2 separate regions of the Homo sapiens genome follow, and region 1 is linked to region 2. A link is a loop called in an ENCODE intact Hi-C map of the cell type or tissue named here. Cell type or tissue: chondrocyte. All regions are shown on one strand. Links, peaks and the distances in the headings refer to the core of each region. The heading gives the core; the rest is flanking DNA. Region 1 overlaps LOC122539214 (Zinc finger protein LOC122539214). Region 2 holds the start of ZNF701 (zinc finger protein 701).

What was found. Hi-C counts contacts between places; a loop is a spot of excess contacts. Peaks named below come from ENCODE experiments on the same cell type or tissue, not always from the same donor. Only the 100,000 strongest peaks of a DNase experiment are listed, where the experiment ranks them.
Region 1: it touches region 2 in a loop (3-fold over the local background); 12 of 110 quality-filtered maps call a loop at or near these places.

What each region holds. Positions count from the first base shown.
Region 1 is chr19:52,641,383-52,651,083 of GRCh38, reverse strand. It overlaps LOC122539214 (Zinc finger protein LOC122539214), which reads left to right. Exons shown (of 4, transcript NM_001396016.1): 4 at 1-637. It also overlaps a transcript of ZNF83 not described here. Among named protein-coding and RNA genes, the nearest start is that of ZNF83, 7.9 kb to the right of the region's middle. RefSeq lists a silencer at 2,214-2,508. In chondrocyte, for the core only: no CTCF peak of the experiment used is centred there; no DNase peak of the experiment used is centred there.
Region 2 is chr19:52,563,206-52,575,024 of GRCh38, reverse strand. It overlaps ZNF701 (zinc finger protein 701), which reads right to left and starts at 4,738. Exons shown (of 4, transcript NM_018260.3): 1 at 4,695-4,738; 2 at 863-948. The coding sequence starts at 877. It also overlaps a transcript of ZNF808 not described here and the pseudogene RPL39P34. RefSeq lists enhancers at 3,701-4,309, 4,470-4,719, 5,529-6,138. In chondrocyte, for the core only: a CTCF peak has its summit at 4,907 (motif pointing right); DNase peaks (open chromatin) are centred at 4,278, 4,794 and 5,237.

The DNA of each region.
Region 1 (9,701 bases), core at 40-8,039, 76 kb before region 2:
AATATTGGAGTAGTATAGGGAGACATGCACAGTTCAAGTAGCCCATCTCAGATAAGGCTCTCAATTAGAGGTTTTAAACCTAATCTACCTTCTAAGGGAATTGGATATTGGTTTCTTTTCACTGTTTCCCTGGGAGTTTTTAACTTTATGTGAATTGGAGGAACTTGTAGCTTCCTTCAATTTCCCTCCCTTGACCACTCATTAGCATTGATGTAGCTTTCTTCTGCTGTAGTAAACAGGTTTAATGAAGTGAAGAATCCTTCTGGGCTTACACGCAAGCCTATACCTAACTTTGCCATTAGGCCACTTCCTAACAAGTTTGTCCCAGCCTTAGGAAGTAGCAAAAATTTAACATTGGTTGATCGGGTTTCAAATCTGACTTCTGTTTTTTCTGAGACTTTGGCTTTAAATCCTTCCCCTTTGACTCCTAAAACTTGAAGTTCTTCTAATAAACAATTTATATTAGAGGGCACAAAACAAACAGAGGAGTGGGAAGCTCCTGAGTCTATTAGAAAAGTAATAAGTTCGGCTGGGTGCCATGGCTCACACCTGTAGTCCCAGCACTTTGGGAGGCCAAGGTGGGCGGATCACCTGAGGTCGAGAGTTCGAGACCAGCCTGACCCACATGGAGAAACCCCATCTTTACTAAAAATACAAAATTAGCCAGACTTTGTGGCACATGCCTATAATACTAGCTACTTGGGAAGGCTGAGGCAGGAGAATCACGTGAACCTGGGAGGTAGAGGTTGCAGTGAGCCAAGATCACGCCATTGCACTCCATCCTGGGCAACAAGAACAAAACTCTGTCTCAAAAAAAAAAAAGAAAGAAAAGTAACAAGCTCATGTTTTGGTCCCACCTTTAAATTTACCACGGGCTCTCAGTGGGACTGGAGATAGAAAAGACAGAGCCCTTGACTTCCTTATTCTTTAAATTCCTTAAGTGGGATTTTTTTTTCTCCTTTCTCCACTCAGGACATTCTCTTTTGAAATGACCTAATTTTCCACACTTGTAACATTTGTCTTGTCCCTCTCCCTTTTCAGTTTTTGGAGTCTTAGGGTACTGGGTTTGCTTTCCCTTTTTACCTGTCTTTGAGTTCTGTGGCCCCCCTGTCTCATATCTTTTGTGAGGCCTGGCAAATGGAGGCTTAAGCTTGGCCTCTGGTGCATTCTGTCAGAAAATTTTTCTTTTTGCTTTGGTTTTTCTTCATCCCTCCTTACATATACTTTTTGAGCTTATTCTAAGAATTCCCGTATAGACTGTTTTTTCCAGTTTTCTAGTTTCTGTAACTTTTTTTGCAATGGCTTGCTAAATGGCTACCAATGGCTAGCTATTGGTAACAAAATGTAGCTTTAACATTTCTTGCCTGCTAGGGTCTTCTGGATCCAAATGTGCATATTTTCTCATTTGTTCTCATAGTCTTTTTAGAAAGTTTTTAGGGCTTTCATCTTTTTTCTGTTTTATCTAAAATGCTCGGGGAAGATTCTGAGCACAGGGCACTGACTCCTGAATTCCTTTAATTATCATTTCCCTTATATCTTTCATGAATTTTTAGTGGACTGTGTCGTTATCCCATTGAGGATCTTGGGTCGGGAATTTCTGGTCTACAATGGGAACGTTTTGGCTGGATAGGTATTTACGTTCCCAAACTCTCATAGCAGTCCTGCAAATCAACTGCCTTATATATAATACTCCAATATTACCTGTAAAGTTGTCAGATGTGTCATACCGGCTCATACAAGATCTTTTGTATCATTTTATAAAACGATACAAAAGCTGCAAAGCCACCAGCCTGCCTGCTTCCCTTGGAGAAGTTGGGACTTCCTGACAACTGCACAAACTCACGTGGGGGATTTCAATATCCCAAAGCATGCAGATTCCTGGTGTGGCTGGAATTGGTGCTGGGGTGCTGCGAAAGCCAGGTTTGAAGCAGGAAGACAAAAAAACCACTCACCTGTGTCAGCCTCGAGTGCTGAAGAACAACCGTGTGTGGGCCTTCAACCCTGTCTGGGTGGGTTCTGGACAGTGGGTGGGGACCCGGCGGGAGAAGGGAAAGGTCGTTGAGGGGGCAGGGCATGAAAACTGTCGCTGGAGCTGGGCAAGAGGGTGGAGGCTGCTTTGGAAGCTGGGCCTGGTTAGAGGGTGGAGGTGGAGGTAGGGCCTGGAGTTTCAAGCTTCAGCCATGCATAGACTAGTCAGCTTCTGGTGTGTGACTAGAACAGGGCTTGTTCCCTCAAGCTTCAGCTGTGCATAGACTGGTCAGACTCCGTAGTGACTAGAGCAGGCAGTCTTCTTTAGCAGCAGGTTGATCTCATCTCAGGATGAGTTGGATGATCTGGGTCCTGCTGGCTTGTCTACTTGTCTTGAGCTGCCAGTTTCAGCTGACTGTGGTGGATCTAAGGCACAACACCTGCAACTTTAACAGCAGCGGGACTGAACAAGATTACAGTATAGGGCTTATATTGTATGAGTCTTAGAGAAGTTGGATTCTACATAGCTGGTGGCCTTGTAGCTGTGTCAAAAAAAAGAACTGGCTAAATACAGACATTTGTAAAACATAGTCATGCTTAAGAGACTAGGGAAATGAGTAACAGTAGAAGAATTTGTCTTTCTCTCTCTCTCTCTTTTTTTTTTCCTTCACTTTGTTCTGGAATTTAAAAAGTGTCTAGAGCCCATTACTTTAGCCTTAGCTTTTTGGACAGCGTTATCTTATAACTTTCCTTGAAGTGAGCTGCTAAGCAGAAGAAAACTTGTTTCTTTTTCTTTTTAACCTTTACCACAATTCTGTGGGCCAAAGGGATCAGGAGACAGACATAGAGCAGTAGAAAACCTGAGACAGAGAAAAGAAGAATGAGAGAGACTCATAACAGATGGTAAAGTAGAGGAGGGGTGAGGGATTTGCCAAGAGGTGACAAAAGTGAAAAAAAAAAAAGATAAGAAAGCAGGAGGAGAAAAGCAACTGGAGAAATGTAGAGAAAAGCTAGATGTACAGAGAGATGAAGAACAGCAAGGCAGGAAGAGGGGCAGCAAAAAGGGAGGCTCATCAGAGTGAGGGAGAGGAGGAGGGATTTGCAGCCAGGACAGACAGAGCAGAGTGGTGCTGGTGGCAAGGAGAACAGAGGAAGAACAACAGCAGGGAACACAGCTGGGAATCTAGGGTGCCAGAGAGTGGGTACAGAGGGGTATAACAGGGAAGAGATAATTTAACAGGGAGAAAAGAGGAGGTGCAGAGATGGGAGAAGAGGTGGAAATATATGGAGATTGAGGATGATTGAAAGACTGGGGAGAAGGAGGAACAAGAGGTTATATAAGTTCCAAGGATGAAGCAGAAGAGGTGGAAGAGAAGGAATAGAGGTAAGAAGGGAATAAACAGCAGCAGAAGAGAGGGGTACAGAATGAGGTGCAGAATCCCAGGGAAATAGAAAAAAAAGAGCTAGAGAGAGAAGGGGAGAATGAGAGATATTTACAGAATTAGGGAGGGAAGCACAGTAATGAAGACAGAGGGGCCAGGCACAGTGACTAATGCCTGTAATCCCAGCACTTTAGGAGACTGAGGCAAGGGGATTGCCTGAGTCCAGGAGTTTGAGACCAGTGTGGGTAACATAGTGAGACCCCCCATCTCTTCCAAAAAACAAAAATTAACAGGGCATGATGGTGCACACCTGTACTCACAGCTACTCTAGAGGCCAAGGCAGATGAGTGAGTGAGTTCATTGGATATGATTACTTGTGACATCTTCACTTCTGTGTATATAATAAATAAATTATTTAAATTATACAGATGAAACTGAGAATTTTAAAATGCCTATCTATAAGACATGTACATTCTATAAATCTTGGCATCAGAGGTTAGTTTTCACTTGGAATCCCTATTCAGCCACAGGATAGTGATTTATTCACTTGAGAGTCTCACTCTCTTCCCTTTTTGCAGGGTGGTGTAGGAAGTGGGGCGGTGAGGTGGGAAAAAAACCACTTTCTGTTATTACATAATGTGGGAAATGAGAGGACTGGAGAGATCAATGGGTGAAACATAGGAGTTTTATTAAGGTGCACACCAGCTCAGTGGACTCACATCCAGAAAGCTAAGCCCAGAACAAAGACAGAGCTGGGCTTATATAGGCAAGCTTACAGAAGCAGGACAAAGACAGTAAATCATACAGTGACAGGTTATGTAATCTATACCATAACTGCTGCCTTGGTATAACTTGTGGCCTTGCTTAGCTGTGACCTTGCAGATGCATCAAAAGAAAAACAGGAACTTACAGAGTTTGCTAAATACAGACATGCAGACATTTGCAAAAATAGTCAAAATTAATGATTCTGGGAAAGGAGAGACAGTAAAGGAATTTGTTTTCTTAACCATGTGTAGTTGGGGGGGATGTATCCAGTTTCTTAGACTGGGTCACCACAAACCTTTCTATGGCCTTTCATGTTACTATCCTTGGAGTGAGTGAGCTCAGCAGAGGAAAATTTGCTTTCTTCTTTAATTTCTGCCTCAATAATACTTTTAATTTAATTAACTAATTAATTAATATTTTCAGATAGCATCTGGCTCTATCACCCAGGATGGAGTGCCATGGAGTGATCTCCTCTAACTGTAGCCTTGACCTCCGGGGGTCAAGTGATCCTCGTACCTTGGCCTCCCGAGTAGCTAGGACCACAGGCATGAGCCACCAATCCCAGCTAGTTTTGTTGTTGTTGTTGTTTGGAGAAATGGGATTTCACTGTTTCCCAGGCTGGTCTCAAATTCCTTGATGCAAAGGATCTTCCTGCCTTGGACCCTCAAAGTACCAGCATTACAGGGATTAGCCATCACACCTGGCCTACATATAATTTTTTAAAGGAATATCAAACCATGGTGGCTCATGCCTGTAATCCCAGCACTTTGGGAACCTGAGATGAGCAGGTCACCTAAGGTCAGGAGTTTAAGACCAGCCTGGCCAACATGGTGCAACCTGGTCTCTACTAAAAATACAAAAATTAGCTGGGCGTGGTGGCATGCACCTGTAGTCACAGCTACTCAAGATGCTGAGGCACGAGAATCACTTGAACCTGGGAAGTAGAGGTTGCAGTGAGCCGAAATCATGCCACTGCCCTGCAGCCTGGGTGGCAGAGCAAGTCTCCATCTCACAAAAACAAGCAAACAAACAAAAAATAAACAAAATCAAAAACAGGAACATGAAAACTGCTTTTGTTCTCTTGTGTAATAGATTTACTTTATTTTTTTTTCTGTTTCCTCTTCATTTTTCTATTTTTCTTTCTTTATCCTTTTTTTGGGGGGGGGCAGAATCTCACTCAGTCACCCACACTGGAGTGCAGTGGCATGATCTTGGCTCACTGCAACCTCTGTCTCCCGGGTTCAAGTGATTCTTTTGCCTCAACCTCCTGAGTAGGTGGCACTACAGGTATATGTCAGCACGCCCAGCTAATTTTTGTATTTTCAGTAGAGATGGAGTTTCACCATGTTGGCCAGGCTGACCTTAAACTCCTGACCTCAGGTGATCTGCACATCTTTGCCTCCCAGAGTGCTGGGATTACAGGCGTGAGCATCTGTGCCTGGCCAAGATAAATCTTAGTTTTCAAAATTTCTTTTTTAATACATAATCACTTCTGAAAGATGCCTTTGTTGCATCCTATAATCAGCTCACATCATTTTTTTCTGTACATGTATGTTTTTCAGTTATTTTCCTGTTGACCCCAGAATTTGTTATATTTTTTAAAACAATTTCAAAATAGTTTCTGTTTGTGTCTGGTTCAAATCGAGATGTGCATGCTTTCTAGTCTTTATTATTTATTGGAAACCTTTGGTACCTAATGCAGAGGTTTGATTGTTTCAGTGTGTACCCGGTAAAGATGTCAGTGACCTTTTACCGTAACATCAAAGTGTAGTTTAACCAGTTAGTCTATTTTTCAGTTTTCTTTCCTTATGTCATTTGTTAAAATCTTGAGCTGTAAGCTATTAAGTGCATGTTTCCCTCAGGCCCTCTGGTCCATTCTGGACAAATGTTGAAAGATGGGTTGGATTGGCACGGAACGCTGTGCCAAAAGCACCCCCTTTTTTTTTTTTTTTTTTTTTAAGATGGAGTTTTGCTCTTGTTGCCCAGACTGGAGTGCAATGGTGAGATCTCAGCTCACCACAACCTCCTCCTCCCGGGTTCAAGCTATTCTCCTGCCTCTGCCTCCCAAGTTGCTGGGACTACAGGTGCCTGTCACCATGCCCAGGTAATTTTTTGTATTTTTAGTAGAAATGGAGTTTCACCATGTTGGCCAGGCTGGTCTCAAACTCCTGAGACCTCCACCTGCCTCGACCTCCCAAAAAGCTGCAATATCAGGCATGATCCATCGCACCCGGCCACCCATGTATTCTTGATTGAAAACATTTGCTCATGTCTTAGTTCTACAGCTGACCTTCTTTCACTGTTTTCAAGGTCAATAACTGTGTGTTCACACTTCTGCATTTTATAAATGTTACTGTGATTTTCTTGTAATGAAGAATTAAATGTTGGGAGTCAATGGCATCAGAACCTTGCAAAAGAGGTTTTTTTAGCCCAGGTATGTGGAAGACACTTCTTTAATTTTCAATAATGGGTGTGATAAAGACCAACCCTTCCCATTAGCCCTTCCAGGCCCACATGTAAGAATTCAGACACATCTTTTCACTCATCTCAGACCTTCTCAGGGTAACTCGGTGAAAATGTCTTCACTCTGAGCCTCAGTGAGCCTCCCTGCAACTTGCAGATGAGGGGCTAGACCGGAAAAGCTCAACCTGAGTGACCCTGGCCCCTGAAATGATTGGCAAAATAGAGTGGGTGTCTGGATGTGGCTTTTTTTCTGTGAGAGGGGACTGTCCAGTTGTAATTAGAATTTTAAATGGGATGCAGTACCCTAAAAATGAAAAAAAAAAAAAGAAGAATGGAAGAAACAGAGTTGTAGACTCAGACACAGAGACCATCTTCGGGGCCTTTCTCTGTGTGAGGACATCACAGCGAAATCTAAAGCAGGTCATGTCAGTCCCTGGCAGGGAACCCTCCACCAGCTTCCCGTGTTCCCCAGGACAAAAGCCCCACTCCTCACTGTGGCTCCACAGCCCTGTGTCCAGGGCCCCTGCCAGTGTCCAGCTTCCTCCTGGGAACTTGCCCTCATCTCATGACTACCTCTGCCCCAGTCACAGTTGCTTTTCTCTTTTCCCAAACATCAAAACCCTTCCTGTCTCAGGTTATTGTCCCTGCTCTTACACTATGTACCTAAATGATGACAGCACTGTCCCTTTCTCCTCCTTCAGGTCTAGGCTCAGAGATGTCTCCCATGCCCTCCCACCCCCATCTGAAGATTCCTCTGCCTGTCAGTCTCTCACGTTACTCAGGAATTTTTTTTTTTTCTTTTTTAAGACAGAGTTTTGCTCTTGTCACCCAGGCTGGAGTGCAATGGCACAATCTCAGTTCACCACAACCTCCACCTCCCAGGTTCAAGCAATTCTCCTGCCTCAGCCTCCCGAGTAGCTGGGACTACAGGTGCATGCCACAACACCCAGCTAATTTTTTGTATTTTTAGTAAAGATGGGGTTTCACTGTGTTGACCAGGATGGCCTCAATCTCCTGACCTCTTGATCCACCCACCTCAGCCTCCCAACGTGCTAGGATTACAGGAGTGAGCCACCATGCCCGACAGTTGCTCAGGATTTTTATCTCTGCATCACTCACATCGTTAATGCCTTTTTTTTTTTTTTCTATTTGAGACAGAGTCTGACTCTGTGGTCCAGCCTGTGAGTGCAGTCTCTGTTTCTTGACTCACTGCAACCTCTGTCTCCTGGGTTCAAGCGATTTTTGTGCCCCAGCCTCCCAAGTAGCTAGGATTACAGGTTTGTGCTACAAAGCTGGCTAATTTTTGTATTTTTATTTTTAGTTTATTGTATTTTTGAGTCTCACTCTGTCGCCCAGCTGGAGTGCAGTGGCATGATTTCGGCTCACTACAACCTCCACCACCCAAGTTCACTGGAACCTCCACTCCTAGGTTAAAGCGATTCTCCTACCTCAGTCTCCCCAGTAGCTGGGATTACAGATACCCACCAAGCCTGGCTACTTTTTGTATTTTTAGTAGAGACAGGGTTTCACCATGTTGGCCAGGCTGGTCTTGCACTCCTGACCTCAAGTAATCTGCCCATCTCAGCCTTCCAGAGTGCTAGTATTATAGGCATGAGCCATGGTGCCCGGCCCAATTTTTGTATTTTTAGTAGAGACAGGGTTTCACCATGTTGACCAGGTTGGTCTTGAACCCCTGAGCTCAAGTAATCCTCCCACCTCATCTTCCTAAGTAGCTGGGACCACAGACACACAGACATGCACCACTAACCCAGTTCATGATAGACCCTTGGACTTTACTGTTATGGAAAATGTATATAAAGAAATATCAGTGTGTCAAAGCCTTATGTCTGTCACAAGCTGGTGAAAGAAAAATAAAAATTACTAAGCCAAAGAGAAAAGTCAAGCTGGGAACTGTGTCAGACAAACTTGCCTCCCGTTTTATTCCTAAACAAGATAGCTACAAGGATTTTTAAAAAGTTAGAGGCTGGGTGCAGTTGATCACCTGAGGTCGGGAGTTCGAGACCAGCCTGACCGACATGGAGATACCCGGTCTTTACTAAAAATACAAAATTAGCCAGGCGTGGTGGTGCCTGCCTATAATCCCAGCTACTCAAGAGGCTGAGGCAGGAGAATCGCTTGAACCCAAGAGGCGAAGGTTGCAGTGAGCCGAGATTGGGCCACTGCACTCCAGCTTGGGCAAGAGCAAAACTGTCTCAAAAAAAAAAAAAAAAAAAAAAAAAAAAAGCTACAATACTCCCCTCACAAACTGGAAGCCTCAAGCTCTTCACCCTAAAATAGTTCTGTTGAATTTTACCCTGGCAATGTAAACTGATAGCTTATCTGCACAGGTGTGGGACAGAACCCGTCCCTCTGTACACCTGAGTCAAATGCCTATCTGACTGCTTCCCCTGCCCTATTTATGTAAAAATTCAGAGTCAATGAGCCAGATTAAGGCATAAGTGACTATTCCTCTACTCCCTCTCATATATAAATTGTGTATTCAGTGAAAGGCTGATGAGTCACTCAAAGAATGTGATAATTTATTATCTACCTGTGACCCGGAAGCCCCCCAATTCCAGTTTTTCCACCTTTCCAGACCGAATTAATGTACATCTTATATGTATTGATTGATGTCTCATGTCTCTGTAAAATATGTAAAACCAAACTGCAGCCTGAAAACCTTGGGCACCTGTGGTCGGGACCGCCTGAGGCTGTGTCACAGGTGCATTTTTAACCTTGGCAAAGGAGATTTCTAAATTGATTGAGACCTGTTAGATACTTTTGGTTCACAAGCTCATGAACACAGAAAAAAAAGAATAGGAAAAAAACTAGCACAAAATCAGTTCCAAAATGATCGAGATGCCGCCATTGCACTCCAGCCTGGGCAACAAGAGAGAAACTCCATCTCAAAAAACAGTAAAAGAAAAGAAAAGAACTAAGTGTAATGGAAAGCACTAAATCAGTTCCAAAATCTGAACTCCTTCATATTTATTCAACATAGGGAAATGCTCTTCAACTTTGTGTGCTTAGATTCCATTTATGAATGATATATTTCTAATATTTGATTAAAATAAAAACCCATGCTATGTAATTTTAGCCAATTTAAAGCTGCAAATAATAAAT
Region 2 (11,819 bases), core at 476-8,475:
GCACTACAGCCTGGGCAACAGAGCGAGACTCCGTCTCGAAAAAACAAACAAACAAACACAAATATATATATATATGCAAATTTTGTTTAACTGAAGAGGAATCTCATCTTGGTGGAAAAGGATAATTTGGCAGCTGCAAGTACTGCTCCCATATTTGAGAAAAATTGTAACCATTTTTACAAAAAACACCTGTTTCAAAAGCCTCTCCACAGTAACACCACTGTCTCCATCAGCTTAATTTGCTAAGAATGGTTTAATAAATCTCCTGCTATTATTTAGGTTGATTTCATATTCTTTAAATAAGGATGGAATAAAACCCCTGTATCATTCATGTCTGTTTATGAACTTTCCATTCTAATTAGTACAATTTTTTGAGTCAGAAACACAGTAACTCACTCAATTACCTAAAAATGTGGTATAAAATTAGGGAGAAAAGATTTTCCCTTATTGGTCTCCTTTTCTAGAATTTACCACGTACTTTGTGCACATTAATAGGTCACTTCCATTGGCAGCTGCTCTAATCCTGGTCCACAGAGAGTTGACAGTGCATCCAGATGTGGCCCCTGAACAATCCCTGCTGCCCAACAGCACTGACACTGCGGGACCCTCACCCCATCTCCATACATGTCTGGGTGTGAGCCCTTCCCAGGACCATGCCCAGTGCAGCCTCTTCCCAAGTTCATGTCACTCAGTCACAAGAGATGGAATCTAAGTGAGATGACAGGGACTGAGGGAAGGCATGAGTTGAGTGTGAGCAAACCTGTCAGGCAGGACACTTGAGACTCAGAGAAGATTCCCAACTCCAAGATCAGCATTTCTGAAAGGAAGGAGACAGAACAATCCCCCGAGAATATCATCTCACCTGAAGAAGAGCCATCCCTGACTCCTTTGCTTTCCTCTTCCTCTTCCGTGTTTTTTCCTCACGTACCAAGTCTTTAGAAGTCAATCCTGAATGTTAGAAATATGTTGTTTACTGCTCAGAATCAACACACCTCCTGCCTGTAACACAATGACACATACAAAGGTGCCCTCACTCTGAAAAAATATGGTCACCTCTGCTGCCCACTGCACCAGGGATAATAAATTTCTATAAGAAAACTCTCGCTTCCCTCCTGGAGAAGCCCTCACACGCTGCAGCAGTGGGGAGCTGGGCTGGAATGAGCTCCCTTTCAGGGCACAGACCCAGCCCTGACCAAATCCCATGCAGAGGCTCGGTGCGGTGGCTCATGCCTGTCATCCCACCGCTCTGGGAAGCCAAGGTGGGTACATCGCTTGAGCTCAGGAGTTTGAGACCAGCCTGGGCAACATGGTGAAACCCCATCTCTACCAAAAATACAAAAACTTAGCCAGGTATGGTGGTGCACGTCTGTGTGTCTCTGGTCCCAGCTACTTAGGAAGCTGAGGGGGAGGATCAGTAGAGCTCAGGAGTTTGAGACCAGCCTGGCCACCATGGTGAAAACCTGTCTGTACTAAAAACACAAAAATTGGGGCTGGGTGCGGTGGTTCATGCCTGTAATACTAGCACTCTGGAAGGCTGAGGTGGGAGGATTACTCAAGTTCAGGAGTTCAACAGCAGCCTGGCCAACATGGTGAAACCCCATATCTACTAAAAATACAAAAAGTAGCTGGGCTTGGTGGGCATTGGTAAGCCCAGCTACTCGGGAGGCTGAGGTTGGAGGATCGCTTGAACCTGGAAGGTGGAGGTTGCAGTGAGCCAAGATCGCACCACTGGACTCCAGCCAGGGCAACAGAGTAAGACTCAAAAATAAAATAAAATACAAATACAAAAATTAGCAGAGTATGGTGGCACACACCTGTAATCTCAGCTACTTGGGAGACTAAGGCACAAGAATTGCTTGAACTCAGGAGACAAAGGTTGCAGTGAGCCAAGATCACAAGACTGCACTCACAGCCTGGAGGACAGAGCGAGACTCTTTGGAAAAAGAAAAAAAGTGTGTTTCTGATGTGACTGACACAGAGATAATAAAACCTGAGTAATGTGATAGAGACTGATGGGCAGAGGGAAATTCAGTTGGGGGTGGGAGGGCATGGGAGACATTTCTGAGCCAGGACCTGAAGGAGAAAGGGACAGTGCTGTGAGCATTTAGAGAAATAGGGTAAGAGCAGTGAAAATGACCTGAGACGGGAAGGGTTTTGATGTTTGGGAAAAGAGAAAAGCAAATGTGACTGGGGCAGAGGGAGTCATGAGATGAGGGCAAGTTCCCAGGAGGAGCCTGGACAGTGGCAGGGGCCCTGGACACAGGGCTGTGGAGTGACAGTGAGGAGTTGGGCTTTTGTCCTGGGGAACACAGGAAGCCCATGGAGGGTTCCCTGCCAGGGACTGACATGATCTGCTTTAGATTTAGCTGTGACATCCTCAGAACGGGGACATTTTCACCGAGTCACGCTGAGAAGGTCTGAGATGAGTGAAAAGATGTAACGGAATTCTTACATGGTGGCCTGGAAGGGATAAAGGAAAGGGTTGGCCTTATCAAAACTATCCTTGAAAATTAGAGAAGCCTCTTTCACATACCTGGGATAAAGAAACTTCCTTTGCAAGTTCTGATGCCACTGATTCCCAACATTTAATTCTTCCTCACAAGAAAATTACAGTAACATTTATAAAATGCAGATGTACAAAGACACAGCTAGTTACCTTCAAAACAGGGAGGCTGAGTGCGGTGGCTCACACCTGTAATCCCAGCACTTTGGGAGGCCGAGGCAGGCGGATCACCTGATGTCGGGAGTTCGAGACCATCCTGACCAACATGGAGAAACCCCATCTCTACTAAAAATACAAAAATTATCTAGATGTTGTGGCACTTGCCTGTAATTCCAGCTACTCAGGAAGGCCGAGGCAGGACAATCGCTTAAAACCGGGAGGTAAAGGTGGTGGTGAGTAGGCCGGGCTCGGTGGCTCATGCCTATAATCCCAGCACTTTGGGAAGCCGAGGTGGGCAGATCACCTGAGGTCAGGAGTTCAAGACCAACCTGACCAATATGGAGAAACCCCATCTCTACTAAAAATACAAAATTAGCCTGGTGTGGTGGCACATGCCTGTAATCCCAGCTACTAGGGAGGCTGAGGCAGGAGACTCGCTTGAACTCGGGAGGTGGAGGTTGCAGTGAGCCGAGATCGCACCATTGCACTCCAGCACGGGCAACAAGAGCGAAACTCCGTCTCAAAAAAAAAACCAAAAAGGGTTGCGGTGACCCAAGATCACACCATTGCACTCCAGCCTGGGCAACAAGAGCGAAAGTGCATCTCAAAACAAACAAGCAAACAAACAAACAAAAAGCAGGGAAAGAGGGTCAGCTGTAGAACTAAGACATAAGCAAACTTTTTCAATCAAGAATGCTTGGGTGGCCAGGTGCGGTGGCTCACGCCTGTAATTCCAACACTTTGGGAGGTCGAGGCGGGTGGATCACCTGAGGTCAGGAGTTCGAGACCAGCCTGGCCAACATGGTGAAACCCCGTCTCTACTAAAAATACAAAAATTACCTGGGCTCCATCCTCACGTCTTATTTAATCTCTTGTTGCTCCTTCTCCCCAATTCTTCGATCGTCCTCAATCTCCATATATTTCCGCCTCTTATCCCATCTCTGCATCTCTGCCGCTCTCCCTGTTAAATTCTCTCTTCTCTGTTTTACCCCCCGTCCCCACTCTCTAGCACCCCAGATCCCCAGGCGTCCTCCCTGCTGTGGTTCTCCCTCTGTTCTCCTTGCCACCAGCACCACTCTGCTCTGTCTGCCCTGGCTCCAAATTCCTCCTCTCTCTCTCTCTCTCTCTCACTCTGATGAGCCTCCCTCTTTGCTGCCCCTCTCTACCTTGCTGTCTGTCCTTCATCTCTCTGTACATCTAGCTTTTCTCTACATTTCTCCAGTTGCTTTTCTCCTCCTGCTTTCTTATCTTTTTTTTTTCACTTTTGCTGTCTCTTGGCAAATCCCTCACCCATCCTCTACTTTGCCATCTGTTATGGGTCTTTCTCATTCTTCTTTTCTCTGTCTCAGGTTTTCTACTACTCTCTGTCTCCTGATCTCTTTAGCCCACACAATCACAGGAGGGTTTGAAGTAAGACGCCTGCATCCCAGAGAGGCTCATTTTTCAGGGGTTGGAGCTAGGCAGGCAAGAACACACCGTGTCACAGGACTGGCCCCTGGCACCTCCCCAACGCTGGCTCAAGGAAAGTGGTGACTGCTAAGGGGAGACTTGGGGTGCAGCAAGGCCCAGCATGAGGCGGGAGGTGGGGTGCGACGACGCCTTCGGTGGGGTCCACAAGATCCCAGCACCAGGCAGAGAACTCGGCCTCCCTGAGACTGGGATCGCGACGTTTGCGCTTCAGGCGCCTAAAGGTTGAGACTGGGAGGCGCCCAGGCGGAAATACACATCTCGGGTGAGGACTTTGAAAAGCGCGGGGAGGGAGGAGTTAAAAAACGGTTTTGAGCACAGAAACTACGCGATAGGAAGTGTATACAGCGCCCTGTAGCAGAAAGACTGGAGACGGGAACAGCCTCAGGGCGACTTTAAACACAAAAGGAAGCGACTTCCGGATTCCCAGGGGAACGTCTGCATTTGCTCTGGTTGAAGGAAGATGGGCGAGAATTTACAGGTCTGTGGTGACCCCACGTCCCAGGTACGGAAGTGCCGGGGATATGGGGAGTGCAGACTTAATACAACACAGAGCAAAACTCACCGCCGCGGTGCGACCTTCACTCCACGGGATCCGCTTCCTGGTCTGCGCGGATGTGTGCGCACAGGACTAAAGCCAGGCCTGGGTGGAGCCAACGAGAAGGTGGGCGGGGCCTGATCGAGGTAGAGGCGGGGCCCCAGGCGGAGAGACCTTGCCCTTTAGAACCGGCAGAGGGCGGGGCCGGGGCGGGACCTGTGCGTCTCTCAGCCTCGCTCCCAGCGACTCTATTTTTCGGGCTTTGGAGGCGAGAGCGGTCAGGAAGGCTGAAGCACGATTCGAAAGCCCTGGAATTGTCTGGAACGGGGATGCAAACAAGAATGTAAAATGCAAAGCCCTGCCTGGGCGGAACGTACAATTTCATGCTGACGGCCCACAGAACAGAACAGAAATCCTCTCCCTTTCTATTCTCCATTCACTCAGGAGGGAGAGTCCACCCTGTGCTCAGCTTCAGAGACTTCCCTAGGGCCTCCGCCTGGGATGCGCGACGGAGTGTTCAGGCCAGGGAGGAGTGAAGTCACCACCTACTGCTTAAACATAGCAGGAATGCGGCCAGGTGGGCGGGAGCCTGAGGGCCAGAGGCGGGAGGATCACTGAGCCTGGGGGTCCAGGCCAGCCTGGGCGACAAAGTAACACACCCTCCCGCAGGGCTCCCCTCATCGTCTCTTTTAATTTTTAAAATAAAATTTTGATTGTGTGAGATAGGGATACAACATTATTCTTTTCCATGTGGATATCCAGTTAATTGTCCCAGCACATTTGTGGAAGAGATCTATTACTTTCTTTTTTTTCTTTTCTTTTTTTTTTTAAGACGGAGTATTTCTCTGTCGCTCAGGCTGGAGTGCAGTGGTGACATCTCGGCTCACTGCAGCCTCTGCCTCCTGGGTTGAAGCGATTCTCCTGCCTCAGCCTCCGGAATAGCTGGCATTACAGGCACAGGCCACCATGCCCGGCTAATTTTTGTATTTTGGGTAGAGACGGGGTTTCACCATGTTGGCCAGGCTGGTCTCGAACTCCTGACTTCAAGTGATCCGCCTGCCTCGGCCTCCTGAAATGCTGGGATTACAGGCGTGAACCACTGTGCCTGGCCCAAGAAATACTCTTCACTTCGCTCTTAAATGTTGAGAAAATACAATTGAAAACTAAAAAAATCTTCCCCTAAATGAGAAATCATCTTCACGACGATAACAGAGAAAGAAATAAAAACTATTTTATTAATAAATAGGCCTTAGACCAGCATGTGATGGGAAATAGAGGACAGTTGAGAGGTTGAAAAGAGAGAAAGAAACTTCACTGTTCTATACAACCCAAATACATGTTTTCAAGATAAACACTGATCAGTCCTCAGGGAAGAGGACTTGACAACACCCTTGGTCACACATAATTCATCCTGGCTCTACTTGGTAATGGAGGTGACCATCTGTGTCAGCTAACTAGCATCATCCTGAGGGAGGGGGAGAAACCCTAACCCATGTATTTTTGGCAAGTGTGAGTTTTACAGCATGGCGGACAGGTGCCCTCTCTGGTGAGGCTCCTACAATCCAACAGAAACTGATGTCAGCAGTAAATAATGAAATTTAGAATACATTATTAATTATAGAGTTTATTTGGACACAAAGCATGAGAATAGCCACCTGGAAACCTCAACTCCAAATGAATGGGGTCAGCGTTCCCAAGTAGAGACATTAACATTTCACACACACAAGGAAATACAGAGAAGCTTTCCCAGAACCACCACATTTTCCATTCAAGTCCAGTGCATAGGCTGCGGCAGCTTGACTGGTGATGGAGTGATACACTTCAAGGAAGGTTACATTATCACTCCATAAGAAGGGACAATGATGCCAGGAGGTCTTATCTCTGGGGCTGCTTAGTTTTCCTAATTATTTACACGAAAACTTTTTAAAATTGATATTAGGAAACTAAATTGTATAGCACATTTTGTTTTGTTTTGTTTTGTTTTGGGAAGGCGTCCTGCTCTGTCGCCCAGGCTGGAATGCAGTGATGTGATCTCGGCTCACTACGACCTCCACGTCCTGGGTTCAAGCAGTTCTCCTGCCTCAGCCTCCCAAATAGCTGAAAATACAGGCGTGCGCCACCATGCCCGGCTAATGGCTTTGTATTTTCAGTAGAGACGGGGTTTCCCCATGTTGGCCAGGCTGGTTTCTAATTCCTGACGTCAGGCGATCCGCCCGCCTCAGCCTCCCAGAGTGCTGGGATTACAGGCCTGAGCCTGCATGCCTGGCCAGGAAAACTTGTAGAAGTTGCGCCTGCATGCCACCGGACTCAGGTTGCATGACCACGTTCCTCTCAAGGTTCCGAATTATTTAAAAGTCTGTAGCTTTAAATTTGAAATAGCTGATGTTTGAAATATTTAATTTCCTACTGACTTACAGGTACTATCTCCCTTGTTGCTTGCCTTTCAAGAAGAGATTCTAAGTCCTTCAGAAGTACATCTCTGGGTTATTATGCTGAAAAAAGGTTTAATTACTTTCTAAAATATTCTACTTCAGGCCGGGCGCGGTGGCTCAAGCCTGTAATCCCAGCCCTTTGGTAGGCTGAGGACGGCGGATGGCCTGAGGTCGGGAGTTCGAGACCAGCCTGACCAATATAGAGAAACCCCGTCTCTACTACAAATATAAAAATTAGCCTGGAGTGGTGGCATGAGCCTGTAGTCCCAGCTACTCCGGAGGCTGAGGCAGGAGAATCGCTTGAGCCCAGAAAATGGAAGCTGTGGTGAGCCATGATCATGACATTGTACTCCAGCCCAGGGAACTAGAGTGAAACTCAGTCTCAAAAACAAAATAATAATAATAATAATAATAATAATAATAATAATAATAATAATAAAAAATACAGCTGGACAAGGTGTCTCAAGCCTGAGCGAGACTCCGTCTTAAAAAAAAAAAGAAAAAAAAAAGAAAACTACCAGTTACACAGTAGGGCGACCTCAAAAACAAAGGGAACTGCCTTCTCTTAAAGTTTCTCTTACATAGGTGCTTAGGTAAAAACTAAGGTATGTCTACCTGCCAGTGGGCTGACAGTGTAACAAAACTTATTACTTTGTTGATTTAAAGCTATCCTTGGCCGGTTGCATTGGCTCCCGCCTGTAATTCTGGCACTTTGGAAGGCCGACGTGGGGGCATCACCTGAGATCAGGGGTTCGAGACCAGCCTTGCGAACGTGATGAAACCCCGTCTCTACTGAAAATTCAACGATTAGCCGGGGGTGGTGGTGCATGCCTGTAATCCTAGCTACTCAGGAGGCTGAGGCAGGAGAATCGCTTGAACCCGGAAGGTGGAAGTTGCAATGAGCCGAGATTGTCCTATTGCACTCCAGCCTGGATGACAAAAGTGAAGCTCCATCAAAAAAAAAAAAACACCTATCCTTGGTATTTTAGTGTGCAAGTACGTGAAAGCATGACTGTAATTAGCTTAGAAGCATACATTGTCATGGGATATTGGGTCATCTGGACATTGTGTTTATGTAGGAGTTTGTCCTTGCAGGTATGATTAAGCTGCTTTTCTTAACTGTAAACATCTTAAGACCATGAGTCATGCGTGAGCAGTAAGGAATGTATGTTGCTAGTTTTAATGGACTTGAACTTTGTCACCCTAGCTCCCCTAGGATCCTGTTTAACAGTTTATCCACTTATGCACCAGAGTCCTAAGCACAATTATGGAGACACCATCCTTTTGTAATGTATCTGACAGACTGAGCTTCTGCCCCAAGAACATAGTAATAGCAATACTAAGTGAAATATTATAAAGTTTTGTGTATCTATGTAATTATCTATTATTTGCGTTTTAAATTAGCTAAAGTTATATAGAATGGGTTTTTATTTCAATCTAATACTAGAAATATATCTTTTGGCCCAGCATAGTGGCGCATACCTGTAATCTCAGCACTTTGGGAGGCTGAGGCAGGTGGATCACCTGAGGTCAGGAATTCAAGACCAGCCTGACTAACATAATGAAACCCAGTCTCTACTAAATACAAAAGAATTAGCCGGGCATGGTGATGCATGCCTGTAATCTGAGCTACTTGGGGTGCTGAGACAGGAGAATCCGTAGTACCTGGGAGGCAGAGGTTTCAGTGATCCGAGATCGCACCATTGCACTCCAGCCTGGGCAACAAGATTGAAACTCCGTCTCAAAAAACAAAACAAAACAAACTATATATATATATATAAAATCTTTCACAAATGGACTCTAATCCCACAAAGTTGTAAAGCATTTCCCTATGGTGAATAAATATGAAGGAGTTGAGATTTTGGAACTGATTTGTGCTTTCCATTATACTCATTTTTTCCTTATTCTATCTTGATCTTTTCTGTGTTCATGAGCTTGTGATCCAAAAGTATCTACTAGGTCTCAATGAATTTAGAAATCTATTTTGCCAAGGTTAAAATGCACCCATGACACAGCCTCAGGAGGTCCTGATGACGTGTGCCCAAGATGTTCAGGCTGCAATTTACAAATTTAGGGTGACATGAGACATCAATCAATACATATAAGATACACCTTGGTTCGATCTGGGAAGGTGAAATAACTGGAATTGCGGGCTTCCAGGTCACAGGGAGATAACAAATGATCACATTGTTTGAGTCTTTGATCAACCTTTCATTGAATACACAATTTATATGTGAGAGAGGGTGGAGGAATAGTCACTTATGCCTTAGGCTGGCTCAGTGACCCTGAATTTTTACATAAAAAATAGGTCAGGGGAAGTAGTCAGACAGACATTTGACTCAGGTGTGCAGAGGGATGGGTTCTTTCCTACACCTGTGAAGATAAGCTCTCAGTTTACATTGCCAGGGTGAAATTCAACAGAACTATTTTGGGGTGGAGATCTTGAGGCCCACAGTTTGTGAGTGGAGTATGTAGATTTTTGGTTTAGTCCTTGTAGCTATATTGTTTAGGAATAAAATGGGAGGCAGGTTTGTCTAACACAGTTCCCAGCTTGACTTTTCTCTTTGGTTAGTAATTTTGATTTTCCTTTCACAAGTATTGTGACAGACATAATGCTTTGACACACTGATATTGTTTTTTATTTTTTCAGATGGAGTTTTGCTCTTGTTGCCCAGGCTGGTGTGCATTGGCGTGATCTTGGCTCACAGCAACCTCCGCCTCCCAAGTTCAAGCAGTTCTCCTGCCTCAGCCTCCTGAGTCGCTGGGATTACACAGGCATGTGCCACCATGCCCGCCTAATTTTGTATTTGTATTTTTATTTATTTATTTATTTATTTTTTGAGACGGAGTCTCACTCTTTCGCCCAGGCCAGAGTGCAGTGGTGCTATCTCGGCTCACTGCAAGATCTGCCTCCAGGGTTCACGCCATTCTCCCTGCTCAGCCTCCCGAGTAGCTGGGACTATAGGCCCCTGCCACAGCGCCTGGCTCATTTTTTGTATTGTTAGTAGAGACGGGGTTTCACCGTGTTAGCCAGGATGGTCTCAATCTCCCGACCTCGTGATCCGCCCGCCTCGGCCTCCCAAAGTGCTGGGATTACAGGTGTGAGCCATCGCACCCTGCCTAATTTTGTATTTTTAATACAGACAGTTTCTCCATGTTGGTCAGGCTGTTGTTGAACTCCTAACCTCAGGTGATTCACCTGCCTTGGCCTCTCAGAGTGTTGGGATTACAGGCATGAGCCATCACTCCCAGCTGCTGATATTGTTTTATATAGATTTTTTCCCTAACAGTAAAGTCCAAGGGTCTTTCATGAACTGGGTTAGGGAAGATGAGAAGATTCCCAGGAAACTCCTGGTCTCAGGCAATCCTCCCACCTCAGCCTCCCAAAGTGCCAGGACAACAGGTGCGATCCACTGAACCGAGTGGAGTCTCCATCTCAAAAAACAAAACAAAGCAAAACAGAAATTTAGGTAATCTATTATGTCATTAAAATTTTTTTTTTGAAATGAAAGGTCTCACATGTTTATTACTGAACCCACCCAACCAATGCGTTCATAACAGATTCAGAGAGAAAAAAATATATTCCCAATAAAACATGTCCAAGTCTCCAGATGGTAGTGACATTTTCAGCTTAAGTAACGTGATTATGATGCTCACACAGCATAAATATGTGTGCCATCTCACGTGCAATTCCTTATAGACCCAGCTTGGTTCTTCTCCAATGTCTCCTTTTAAAGTTGGACCTGATTTTATTGCCAGTTTTCATTCGAATCCACTGGGAAATCGGACGATTTTACTTTTGGTTGTTGGCCAGAAACCGCTTAATCCTGAAAGTCTTGTGAGAAGACATGACAAGAAGTGGAGTCAAGCACACACCATGATGGCAGACAAAGGAGGAGAGGGGGCTAGACCTTTTTGTTTGTTTGTTTTAGACAGAGGTTTGCTCTTGTTGCCCAGGCTGGAGTGCAACGGCAGGATCCCGGCTCATCGAAACTTCCGCCTCCCGGGTTCAAGCAATTCTTCTGCCTCAGCCTCTTGAGTAGCTGGGATTACAGGTGCCCACCACTGTGCCCAGCTAATCTTTGTATTTTTAGTAGAGACGGGGTTTCATCATGTTAACCAGGCTATTATTGAATTCCTGACTATTGTTTCTCCTGTTTGCTGTTCTCTTCACTGCAGCACGAACAAGATTAACTTTTTTTCTGTAAAACTGATGTGGATGGTCTGCCTGCCGCTTCATGCATCACTTTCAACATTGTCTTGTCACAACTCAAAATAAGTTATTCATTTACAAACTGTTTATTTCTTTTGGGCATCAACTCCATAGCCTGTTCATAAACTATCAATGACTTCATTATTCCTGTACCCAAACTTTACAATAAGTATTCTTTTTTAGACAGCATCTTGCTCTGTCAACCATGCTGGAGTGCAGTAGCATGATTACAGCTCACTATAGTCTTGACCTCCCAGGCTCAAGCCATCCTCCCACTGCAGACTCCACAGTAGTTGATACTGCAGGCATGTGCCATCATTCCCAGCTAATTTTTGTATTTTTTGCAGAAACGGGGGTCTCACCATGTTTCCCAGGCATACCACTTACTGAAAAGCCTTATGTAAAATCATAAAAATTAATTAATAAAATATTGTAACCCATGATAAGACTAGCAACGAAATAATAAGTACATTTATACAGCCAGCAGACCTCTAAACAATTCCCTCT